Regions from separate parts of the Mus musculus genome. Here region 1 is linked to region 2. A link is a loop called in an ENCODE intact Hi-C map of the cell type or tissue named here. Cell type or tissue: heart. All regions are shown on one strand. Links, peaks and the distances in the headings refer to the core of each region. The heading gives the core; the rest is flanking DNA.

The links. A loop is a pair of places that touch in the nucleus more often than their neighbours do. Peaks named below come from ENCODE experiments on the same cell type or tissue, not always from the same donor. Only the 100,000 strongest peaks of a DNase experiment are listed, where the experiment ranks them.
Region 1: a loop joins it to region 2, with 5 times the contacts of the local background. A loop is called at or near these places in 3 of 42 quality-filtered maps.

The regions. Positions count from the first base shown.
Region 1 is chr13:71,246,113-71,251,484 of GRCm38, reverse strand. No RefSeq gene overlaps it. Among named protein-coding and RNA genes, the nearest start is that of Mir466f-4, 140 kb to the right of the region's middle. In heart, for the core only: a CTCF peak has its summit at 2,622 (motif pointing left); no DNase peak of the experiment used is centred there.
Region 2 is chr13:71,962,253-71,967,624 of GRCm38, reverse strand. Irx1 (Iroquois homeobox 1) reads left to right here and starts at 3,902. Exons shown (of 4, transcript NM_010573.2): 1 at 3,902-4,412. The coding sequence starts at 4,137. In heart, for the core only: a CTCF peak has its summit at 3,074; no DNase peak of the experiment used is centred there; H3K4me3 peaks cover 2,491 bases; H3K27ac peaks cover 2,249 bases; H3K27me3 peaks cover 3,411 bases.

The sequences.
Region 1 (5,372 bases), core at 60-5,059, 720 kb after region 2:
CACACCAACACTGCACGGCTCCATCTGCCTCTACTCTGTATCTCTCTATATTTATACGCAAAGGGTACAAAGCAAGCTCCTGAAATGCCTTCTCCCTGTGAAAGGGTGAGCCTAAAAAGAAGGAAGAAAAGCTCTCAGACAAACTGCTTTTAGATTCACGGTTGCTCAGGGGCCTTAGAGGATCTACCTTAAGAGCAATCTAAGCTCCTGCCAGAGTGCAGGAAAGAGGTTGTGAGCTGGAAATCAGCTCATTGTCAGCTGCAAATGCTTCTGCTATAGAGCAGATGAGAGGAGCGAAGACTGCTTTGCCGAAAGAGTACCCGCTCATGGATTCTTCTAATAAAGAACACACTCATGGATGTGATGCCTGAGATGTGAATCCCAGCAGGGTACGGATTGGTGCAAGCCTTCTCTTAGTAACAGGCCTGTAAGTAATGAGTATGTCCTTGGGGTTGTTCCTAGAAGGCACTGTTTGCTTCTGTGGAACATTTCCTGCAGTTTTTCCCAGTATTCACATACACTTTTGAATATGTAAATACGGAATACACACCTAGCTATGTGCACATCTTTTTTTTTTTTTTAATTCAGAAAAAAAAAAAATACTTCTGCCTGGAGATGACATTCCAAATTGACAGTGCCTTCCAGAATATTCGCTCACTGGTGATCAGGGTCCTGTATTTATAGGAGGAATATTTTCTTTGCATTCCCCCAAGGCTTGAGTATCTTGCATCTTTGCAAACTGCCCAGGGCAGAGTATTCTGGCGCTATCTGCTAACACCAGAAGGTTCTACATTACATATTTTATGTTAAGATGCAAAGCAGTGTCACCTAGGGGCCTCAGATCTTTGAGGAGAAATGGTATTTTTGTAATGAGTGTATCCTTTCCCCCATCAGCTAGCTTTTCGAAGCATGAAGACATGTTAATTTTTTGACCCTCTCTCCCCAATGATATTAAGAAAAAAAATTTCCATAAAGGAGTTAACTGTGTGTAGTTAAAGTGAAATACACACATAGATTAAATGCTAAAAATCTACAAAGCCTTAGCTTCAAGTTCCTATTTAACTAAACTCTAACTGTCTCTCAGGTAGAGTAAACCATCTACTCATTTCATTTATTAATTGGTATCAATGCACCTACCCATTTCATTTATTAATTGGTCTCAATACTTCTGAATAATCTCCTGTCTGAGTATAGTTGTTCACAGTCAAGGAATAAACAGCAGTTCTGTTTCTACACCGCACTGCATTTACTTTCCAAGAGTCATACATAGTTCCATAGTTTGGTCTAAATATAATACTGCCTATGCAGTGTGGGTCTATGTACATGCAATGTTTGTGTATGTATGTCTATAAACGATCGGCTTGGGAACTGTAAGGAAGACACAAATGACAGTGAGTTCTGACTGACAATCTGCACATTTAATGAGGAACTCTGCCCAATTTAATGAATCCAGGATCTTCACCAGGCATCATTTTGAAGAGAACTCGCATCTACTTCTCTGCATGTCAGCTTTGGCCTCCGTGTGGAAGTGGATGTGTCCCTAATGGAAGGCATTTCCTTGCAAACTATCGAGCATATATAAGCCATGAGTACTAATTTACTCAGGCAGAGAGGCCAAAGAGGTGTGGAAGGGTGTGTGTGTGTGTATGTGTGTGTGTGTTTGTGTGTGCTTGTGTGCCCAGAGAAGGGGAGAAGAAATGTTCAAATGACTGGGCTGTCAAGACAGTGAGAGGTTTAATCAGGATGGGGATGTCCTGTGTGCATTAGCAGAGGAGTAAAACCATGAGAAAAAAAGAGAATCATTTCATGTCACAATCACAATGAGACATCGGCGCCTAATTGGGCCTTAGCTGGTGGTAAAGCAGGCAGCCTTCAGTCCGGGGCTGCTCATCTCCTTCCTTTTGCTCAGGAGATTGTAAGGTTAGCCTGGCACTCCCTCCTGAGTGTGGTGCTGTCCCTCTGTCTCAGGCTCAGGGCTTGGGAGCAGTACCTTGCTTTCCCTCACTTTCCTGTCTTTGGAACAGAGTTTGTTCCAAATCCTGGAGATGCATTCCTGTAATATTCGAGGAGAACCCCAGGTGTTTATTATATAGGTAGCTGCTGTGGTTTGATGATTGAAGGATAATCTCGTCCCTAACGAGATGATGCTTATGCCATTCTCAATATTAAGGTTCTTTAAAAGAAGATAGCACATTTACTGCCTATTTTGTCTCATAATCTCTCCTTTTTTACACCACTCTGCCACACCATTTGTTTGTGTGTTCGATGCTGTGGTTGCTGTGATCATTACTGTTGTTTGTTTGTTTGTTTGTTTGTTTTTTAACCCACGAGTACTGTCATTGTTCTCCTGTGTGGTCTCAAGACCTGGCAACTTCAAGGTGAAGGAATTCAGGCTGAGCCAAGCAGTCAAAGGGCAGATTGGCCTTAATTCAGACAAGTCAGCTCCAAGGACCAGTGAGGCTAATTACTAGATTTGGTCACAGACAGACAATGGAACCCTAGAGGAAGTGACAATGAATTCACAATTGGTCTAAATCCGCACCCCCCCCCCCCCACACACACACCATCCCTGTGGGACTGACTCTCAGAGCAGCCCAGCTGCAGGCCTTGACAATGCTGCCACCTGCTGCTACAGGCAGCTCTGACCAGCAGCTCTGTGCCCTCAGCAGAACCAGCTGTGGGCGAGCCTTTGTTCAGGATGCTTGAGGGTTCCCAGGGTGCCAGTCTCTTCTGGAGAAAAGGCTTAGCTGCTCCCTGCTTACGCTACCTGCATCACATCGAGTGATTATTACTAGAGGGGCACACACTAGGAGCTGTGCTGGTGTGAGTTCCCAGCCACACTGTGTGCTTCCAGAGGTGTCTCAAGTTCAGCCGCAGGTCTCAGAAGCAGTTTACAGCATGCCCATCCTACGCCCACCCTCCACCATTGAACAAAACAAAAGGGCCTTGCTCTTCTCCATAGCTAATGGGAAGAAAACCTTGAGCAAGCCTTGCTCTCCCTGTCTGGCTATGAGGCAATGTGGCCATAAATAATGACTTAGTATAATTGTGTCATCTGTCAGATGCGTCTGATAGATGTGTATGTAGGCCTAGGTGGAATTTAAGCCGTCCTTCTGATAGATAATTTACTGCAGCAGGCTCTAAGCCAGCCTGGCCTTGAAAGCAGAGACTCCCTTTCCCACAGTGCTTCTAGGTTCAGCATTCTGACATCCTGTTGCAGTCTGCTGGCATGTGCTATTATCAGGGTCAAGGGGCTTTGGACAGATGACCGGCTTCAGAATCATGTCTGGAAAGCTGACTTGTACTTTTGTTTCTCCAACTGGAATCAGGTCTGGGACAGTCTCATTGACTGTACACAGGAAAACTAAACCCTATATTCCTTTAAAAAATAGATATTTTATTTATTTACATTTCAAATGTTATTCCCTTTGCCTGTTTCCCCTCCACAAACCTCCTATCCCATCCCCCATCCCCCTGCTTCTATGAGGGTGCTCCCCCACCCACCCACTCCTGCCTTGTCACCCACACTGGAGCATCGAACCTTCACAAGGCTTCTCCTCCCATTGATGCCCCAAAAGGCCATCCTCTGCTACATATGCAGCTAGAACCACGGGTTCCTCCATGTGTCCTCTTTGGTTGGGGGTTTAGTCTCTGGGCACTCTGGGGGGCGGGGGTCTGATTTGTTGATATTGTTCTTCCTATGGGGTTACAAACCCCTTCAGCTCCTTCAGTCTCTTTTCTCTCACTCCTCCATTGGGGTCCCCACATTCAGTCCAATGGTTTGCTGTGATCATCCACATCTGTATTCTTTGTATGTGATGGTAGACCCTGCTTTTGAAATGCCCATGGTTCCTAAATGTAGCCTGCTTTTCTTCCAATAGGCATAGTGGTTATGTGGATGGGTAGAGTTATTCATGCTCAGCTATGAGTGGAAGAAGAACATGGTCTAAAAATACAGTGTGGCCAGAAGAGGCAAATAAATGTTATTAATCACTGAATGACTCATCTAAAGTCAGAGTGGCTATCTGTAGCTACTTTAAGAACAAGGCAGAACCAACCCACTCCCCTGGGACACTGGCCTCCACTTCTCAGAGAGTTAGGCAGGAACATTTGCCCACAGAGTTTCTAGAAAAGAAAAACATCTCCCCCCAAGCCAGTTTCTGAAAAAACAAACAAACAAATAAACAAACAAAAAACCAAACAAACAAAAAAATTGAGACATGCAAAGTTTATTTTGATCTATAATAAGATGAGACTCTAAAATTGGTTATGTAATGGAATATGTTTCCCATTAAAGGGGACATCTTATACTAACCAGGAGAAATTTTCTATACTAATCAGGGGAATTTTTGTATTTGATATGTTTCTTCTAAGCCTCGGGTTTAAATGTTACTTGAAAATAAGCTAAGAAGAGGAAACTTAGTGATGTCCCTGGGTGAGAGCACTATACATTTTGTCTTTGTTCTTCTGTCTCAGTTGGTAGGTTTCTATTTTGGTGGGAGCAACAAATTATCAAAACTCACTGAATTATTGCAGTGCATATTCCATGGTTACAATGTGGAATCTCAAATATTTATCATAGATAGATAGATAGATAGATAGATAGATAGATAGATAGATAGATAGATATTATATATCACCCATTTGCACACTTCTAACCAACTGTTTAAGTTTCATAAAGTAGAGTAGGACTACAGTTCTTCTCTAAGAATGGATTTGTTAGACACTGAGGCAGCCTCAGCACATCATGAAGTAGACTTTCTTAATAGTTGTTAGAAATCCATCAACAGTCTTGTCTCTGTTAAAAGTGGTGGGTACTTGACCAGCACAAACCAGTTTGCACATAAGTTAGTTGGCAGGAAGGAATATGCAAAGAACACAGGTTAACGTCTCTTGAGAAACTGGTTGTGAAGACTCAGCAGAAGTCCCACGCTCTATCCAGTGCAGATGCTGCTGGTCTGACACTGCACCTCCATGGCACATCAGGTTTTTGTCCTTGTTTCCTAGTGCCAGAAGGTAGTAGCTACAATTGGTGTTTCTTTTATACCCAGGGATAGACAGTCAAGTAGTTATTCTGAATAATAGAGCATTCAGGCAAGTGTAAGGGAAGGGAAAACGACAGTGGCCCACAGAGACCAGCAAACTGCAGGCTCAGAGTTCCTCCACCTGGAATATTCACGAGTTCATGGCCACCATCATATCACTCATCTCGCAGTGTATTCTAGGATTCACATGGGGCATATGTCCACTGTTGACGGGACTCTGGGCAGTGTTAAAGTGCAGTGTTCCTTCTAACTTAAGCTCTGCTGCCTAACAGGCTTCTCCTGTTTTCCCAGTGACATCACTGCTCAACAAACCATGCTACAAAACTA
Region 2 (5,372 bases), core at 308-5,307:
CTGAGTGCCACAGCTGTGTGCGATTCTCGCTTGCTGTTATGAAAATCTCCAGCTTCTCTTAGGAGCCCTGGCTTGGTGCTGCAAGGCACAGTAGGAGACCCGGCTTAGAGGACCCTAGACCACTGAGATGCCACCAGGAGGGTTAAGGTTGCAGCTACAATCTCTCTTGTGATTCTCAGCATTTGATACACTGGGGACCAATAGATAGTTGCCTGAGGATGGCAGCAGGCTGGGCTGTAATCTGGCCCTACTGGAGAAAGTTGCAAAGTCCTAAATATACTTAACAAGAGATGTAAATCAGGGACACAAGTCCTGTGGAAGTCCCTGTAGCTTTGGCCAGGTTAGCCCAGGCTCGGGCGCTGCTGTCCCCATCCCTAGAGACCTATTCCCCTTAGTTGCACCCTAGGGGCTTTTCTGCTCTGATAATGAAGCCACCACCTAGATATTCCTAAAATAATTTCAGACCCTGGCAGTGCCCCCCCACAGCATGCTCTGGCAATCAGTGGGTGGTGATTTTTGAAGAAACAAAATTGTAAGCTAGCTTGACTGATAGCAACCTTAACTAATTAAATCCCTGTGAGAAGGGCAGTGAGAGGAAGCAGAGACTACCCACCAACAATAAGACTCTGGGAAGGCAGCACTAAAACCCAACGTTCTCTCCTGTAGAAAAGTGTCCCCAAAGAACAAGCTTCCGTCATACCTTAAGATCCCCTTAAAAACCAACTTGATCCTGGGGTAAACCTTAAGAGCTCCCACCCTCACTCCCTCTTCCCCAGTGAGTGCCCATCTTCTCCTCCTTGTTCCACAAACATTCACTTCTGCCTCAAAAGGGTGGAGCCCAAGTTCAGTTGACCTGCCAGAGAGTCCCAGCAGTCCTTAGCTTTGTGCTTGTTTCACAGCTTTGGGGCTACCAGACCTGACCAGGGAGTCCACTAGGTAGAGGCTTGGCCCACCTTTTACAGATTCCTAGGTCTGAATTTCTACTGCTTGCTTTTCCTTGACAGTCCCTGGGTTGACTCCTAGGAAATACTCTCTTGGCAGAGTCTCTCACTATCCCCATGCAGGGAAGGCTGCTTATGGTTCAGAAGATATTCCTGGTGGAGGGATCCATGGGTTATGGTGGTGTGGGTAAGCAAACTCCATGACCTTCACAGAGGACTCCTTATTCTGTATTGCTCCACTCTGTCCAAAACTGGCAATGAAGTGTGCCCCCCCCCCCACAAGGTTGTTAACTCAAGACTCCTATAGAGTTTCCAGACAGACCTGGATCACTTCTTCTGGCATATTACAGGAGCCATCAACATCTTGATCCCAAGTTTTCACTGTATGTTAAATATTGGGCAAAGGGGCTGCTTCTCAGCAGTTAGAGACAGGAGTTTCTGCTTCTGCTAGGGTATCCCCACCAGCTGCAGGTTTGTGGGTCATTTTATGACTCTCCTTTGTTCCTCACATTGCTCTCTACACCTCCCTGTTGCTCCCCACCCCTAGAGGTTCAAGCTTGGGGTTAGGAGCCACTGAGAAAGAGAGAAGGACCCATAGTCTCCGCTAGCACCTTCCAGAACTGGGTTTAAGCTCAGGTATCTTTCTTGCATCCCTGATGTGTGGCAAAGAACAGCCAACTTGCCCACACCTCCCCAACTGAGTCCACACCCTTGCTGCTACCCAGTCCTCAAGGGAAGTTACCAAAATTGCCCAGCTGGATCCTCTGGAATTATCTTGCAGTTTCCACCCATTTCCTGTCTTTGGTGCAGGAGACCTACATAGAGCGAGAAGTAGCAATGGTGGGCCAGTGGGTGTGAGGACAAAGTGTCCCCAATTCTCAATTCTTTCCCAAACCCTTTCCAAATAAGTCTAATAGACCTAAGGCAGGAGGCCCAACACCTGCAACTCAAGCAGACAGTTGTGGGAGTAATGACAAGCGGTAACCCCTCTGCCACTACATACTGGTAGGGAGATGTATTTGGACTGACTTCCTCCCTCCTTCTCTGAGGTAACAGCTCAGGGCTTATCTTTCCTGAATTTACCTGTCATCTGAAGTGAGTCCTGGGTTCACTGAGCCAGAACAATGGTCAGACCGCTCTTCTCCAGAACTTCCCTGCAGTGGTTTGTTTGTTTGGAGGATGTAAGATAAGGGTCCCAAGATTCTGGTTACAAGATGACTGAATAGCTGGGAACCAAGAAGAGGTCACAATTAGGAGCTTCAGAAGCTAGAACTCTGGGGGTTCCCTTGGGGTACCCTCCAGACTAAATCCAAGCAGGAAAGCAGGTCCTGACATTCCAAGGGGTGTTGGGGTCATGAAGTAGGCAGGGTCAGATGGAGGAAACAGCCTGATTAAGTGAGAAGATCCAACCCAGAGCAGAGAAAATGAAGATTACCTGATTTTCCCACTAGTAATTAGTAACTACTTTTAAGAGCTGTATTGTGCCTAATTACAGGCAAGGTTTAGTATCTGATTTCAAGACCTATAAGTGAGGACTTCCTGATGTTGCAGGAGACACCAGGCAAGCAAGTGTGCCTTAGCTGGTGTCCAGGGTCCCAATGGCCCTGGACAGCAGCATTCCAGTATGCATGTTGGGGCTCTCTGTCAAACCTGTCACTGTACCCCTTAATTCTCTGAGTCTGAAATTAGACCCTGAAGGTGAAGCTCCACCAGCACCGTGTGATGTGACACACTCAAGCCTCTGCCACATTATAGACAGCAGCAAGAAACGAGGCACTAGGAGTCTCTGGACATTTTGGTTCTGCACTTCCAATACCAATCTAGGGCACCATGAGCAGAAGCATCTTTCTCTGGTCAGCCGCACTGATTGAGAGAGGAGAGAGGAATGAGCATTTCAAGTCTGCCCTGAGAACAGAGCAGCCAGGCCCCTGGCTTTCAAATTGCCTGGTTCTTATTTTCCCAGCGTTTGAGATAGGAATTGGGCGGGGATGGGGGGGGGGGGTGTCGTGGGAGACTCAAAGACAGGGGACTGGCGGCTGTCCTGTCCTGTTGGACTGGCTAGTCGCAGCGCCACCTCAGGTACCTGAGCTCCACTCGTGTTGACTCTCCGCGTCTGCACACCTAGTGGACAAACGCAGGAGCCCAGGCCTTTCAGGCTTCTCCCAAACTGGAAGAGGGTGGTAGATGACTGTGGGCAAGATTTGCCAGTTCTTTTACCTTGCGAAGGTCCTTCCCCTCCTACAATTCTTTCCCCCACCCTCTAGGAGCTCTCCTCCGCTAGGCAGCGACCTCTCAGCTGGCTTGCCCATTTTAAAAGTTTTTATATTTGGAGAAGCTGACAGAGCGCGGCCGGCCACAACCCGATTCTCCAAGTGCAAGGGGGGGGGGGCAGCAATTTCCAGAGTATCTGTTGATACCAAGTGGGGCCAGAGAGACGACGCACCCTGTATCCGAGGTGTCAAGCCACGCGTAGATTTATCTGAACACTTCAGCCAAATATGTCCCATGGAGGTGCTGCAGAGCCAGCCACAGAGGAAAGGCTGTTCGCTATAGACTGTCCCCTGGCCCCAGGCCTCTTTCCCTGCCACCCCAGCTGTAGAAACGCAATCCCCGAGTTGCTTTTGTTAAAAGGGGATGGGGGAACAGATCTCCGTTGCAAAACCGGGTGTCAGACAGCTGTAAACCGGTGTCGACAGGTTGTCAAAAGCCGCGGGGGCTGGTTGGGAAGGAGCCTGCGGCCTCCGGACCCACACCAGCAGACGGGCCGTGCGCGCCCACCGGAGGAGGAGGTGGCCCGGCGGGCGCGGGGCACCACGTGCTCGCCGTGAGGGGCGGGAGCGGCCAGCGAGGGCGGGCTGGAGGCAGGGAGGGGGCGGGAGGGGAGCCAGGGGCGGGGCCTGTGCTCAAGGGGATGCCAATCAAAGCATCAACTTCAAATTGTGTCTGAGAGCCCCGCCGCCGAGCGGAGGGCGGCCGCCGCAGTCGGCGCGCGATCTCGGATACGGGCGCAGCCGGGAGCCGGGCGCCGCCAGCGAGCACTGGGCCGAGGAACAGCGAGCGGCCCCCGCCCCCGGGCCGGCCGGAGCGCGCCCGGCCCGCGGCCCGCAGCCCCCGAGTCGCGCCTCCTCGGATCGCCAGCCGGTCTTCTTGCCCGCGCAGTTAGTGTTGCCCTCCGCCACCACCGAGCCCGCGGACATGTCCTTCCCGCAGCTGGGCTACCCGCAATACCTAAGCGCCGCGGGCCCGGGCGCCTATGGTGGAGAGCGCCCTGGGGTGCTGGCTGCGGCCGCGGCTGCTGCGGCCGCCGCCTCGTCGGGCCGTCCCGGGACTGCGGAGCTGGGAGCGGGCGCGGGAGCGGCCGCGGTCACCTCGGTGCTAGGCATGTATGCCGCGGCGGGACCGTACGCGGGCGCACCCAACTACAGCGCCTTCTTGCCCTATGCCGCGGACCTCAGCCTCTTCTCGCAGATGGTGAGTGCTCCCGCCTCCCGCGCGTCCTCCTGGCCCGCACCCACGGGAGATCACCGCGCCTGGGGACATCGGGAGCGGCTGGCCCAACAGAGAAACAGAGGATCCGCAGGCAGTGTCTGGGAAAGGAACGAGAAGGGTCCTGCAGAGGGAATCCGGTGGCGGAGACCTCTTTCCCTGGGGACTCGGGAGTGCCCAGAGGCCCAGGCAGTGACCACTGTGGTCTTGGGAGGTTGGAGACCGGAGTCGAAAAGCGGGTTGCGCGCTAGTGGAGAGAAGCCTCCAGAGAAGGCCTGAGACCGCGGCAGGCTCTGGAGGTCCCGGGCAAAACCGCCAGGCTCCTCCAGTGCGACAGGGCAGGCCCGCCGGGCCCCCTCAGCCAGGGCCGCTTTACTAACACTGCCCTAACCTGGCGGCCGGCCTCGCCTGAGCGCCGCAAGAGCTTTCCCTTGGGCCCAGAAGACCTTCCTTCTCCCTCTTTGGCAGAGCAGAGATAGTTGCCCTAGACTTTGCCAAAAGGAACCGGTTAAACCTAGCGGAGTCGATCAAAAACATCCCAACAAACAATAGACATCAGCAGAGCAGAGAGGTCTCTTAATGGAGTGTGTAGGGACCATAGGAATCGGGGCTAAGAAATACTAAGTTGACATAAATTCTGGCTTCCGAAACGGTGTTTGCCTTTACTTTCGTAAGTTGCCAAACTTTTCATTTGAGCCGAAAGAAAAGCACTTTTCTTCCCGTGTTACATAAGGGAGAGTTAAAGGAACAGTGTCCCAGAGCTTAAAATAAATGGTGCTCTCCGATCTCCTGTCCCAGTGGGTGTCAGATGGGGGTGTGTGTTTAAATTTAATTCTCCACAGGAGTATTGGCCTGTCTGTCCTTCCGAATGATCACTTTTCCTTGGTTTAACGGAAAGGTCGGGCTGCTTAAACTTGAGGCCGCTAGCAAATTGCGAGGCGGGCA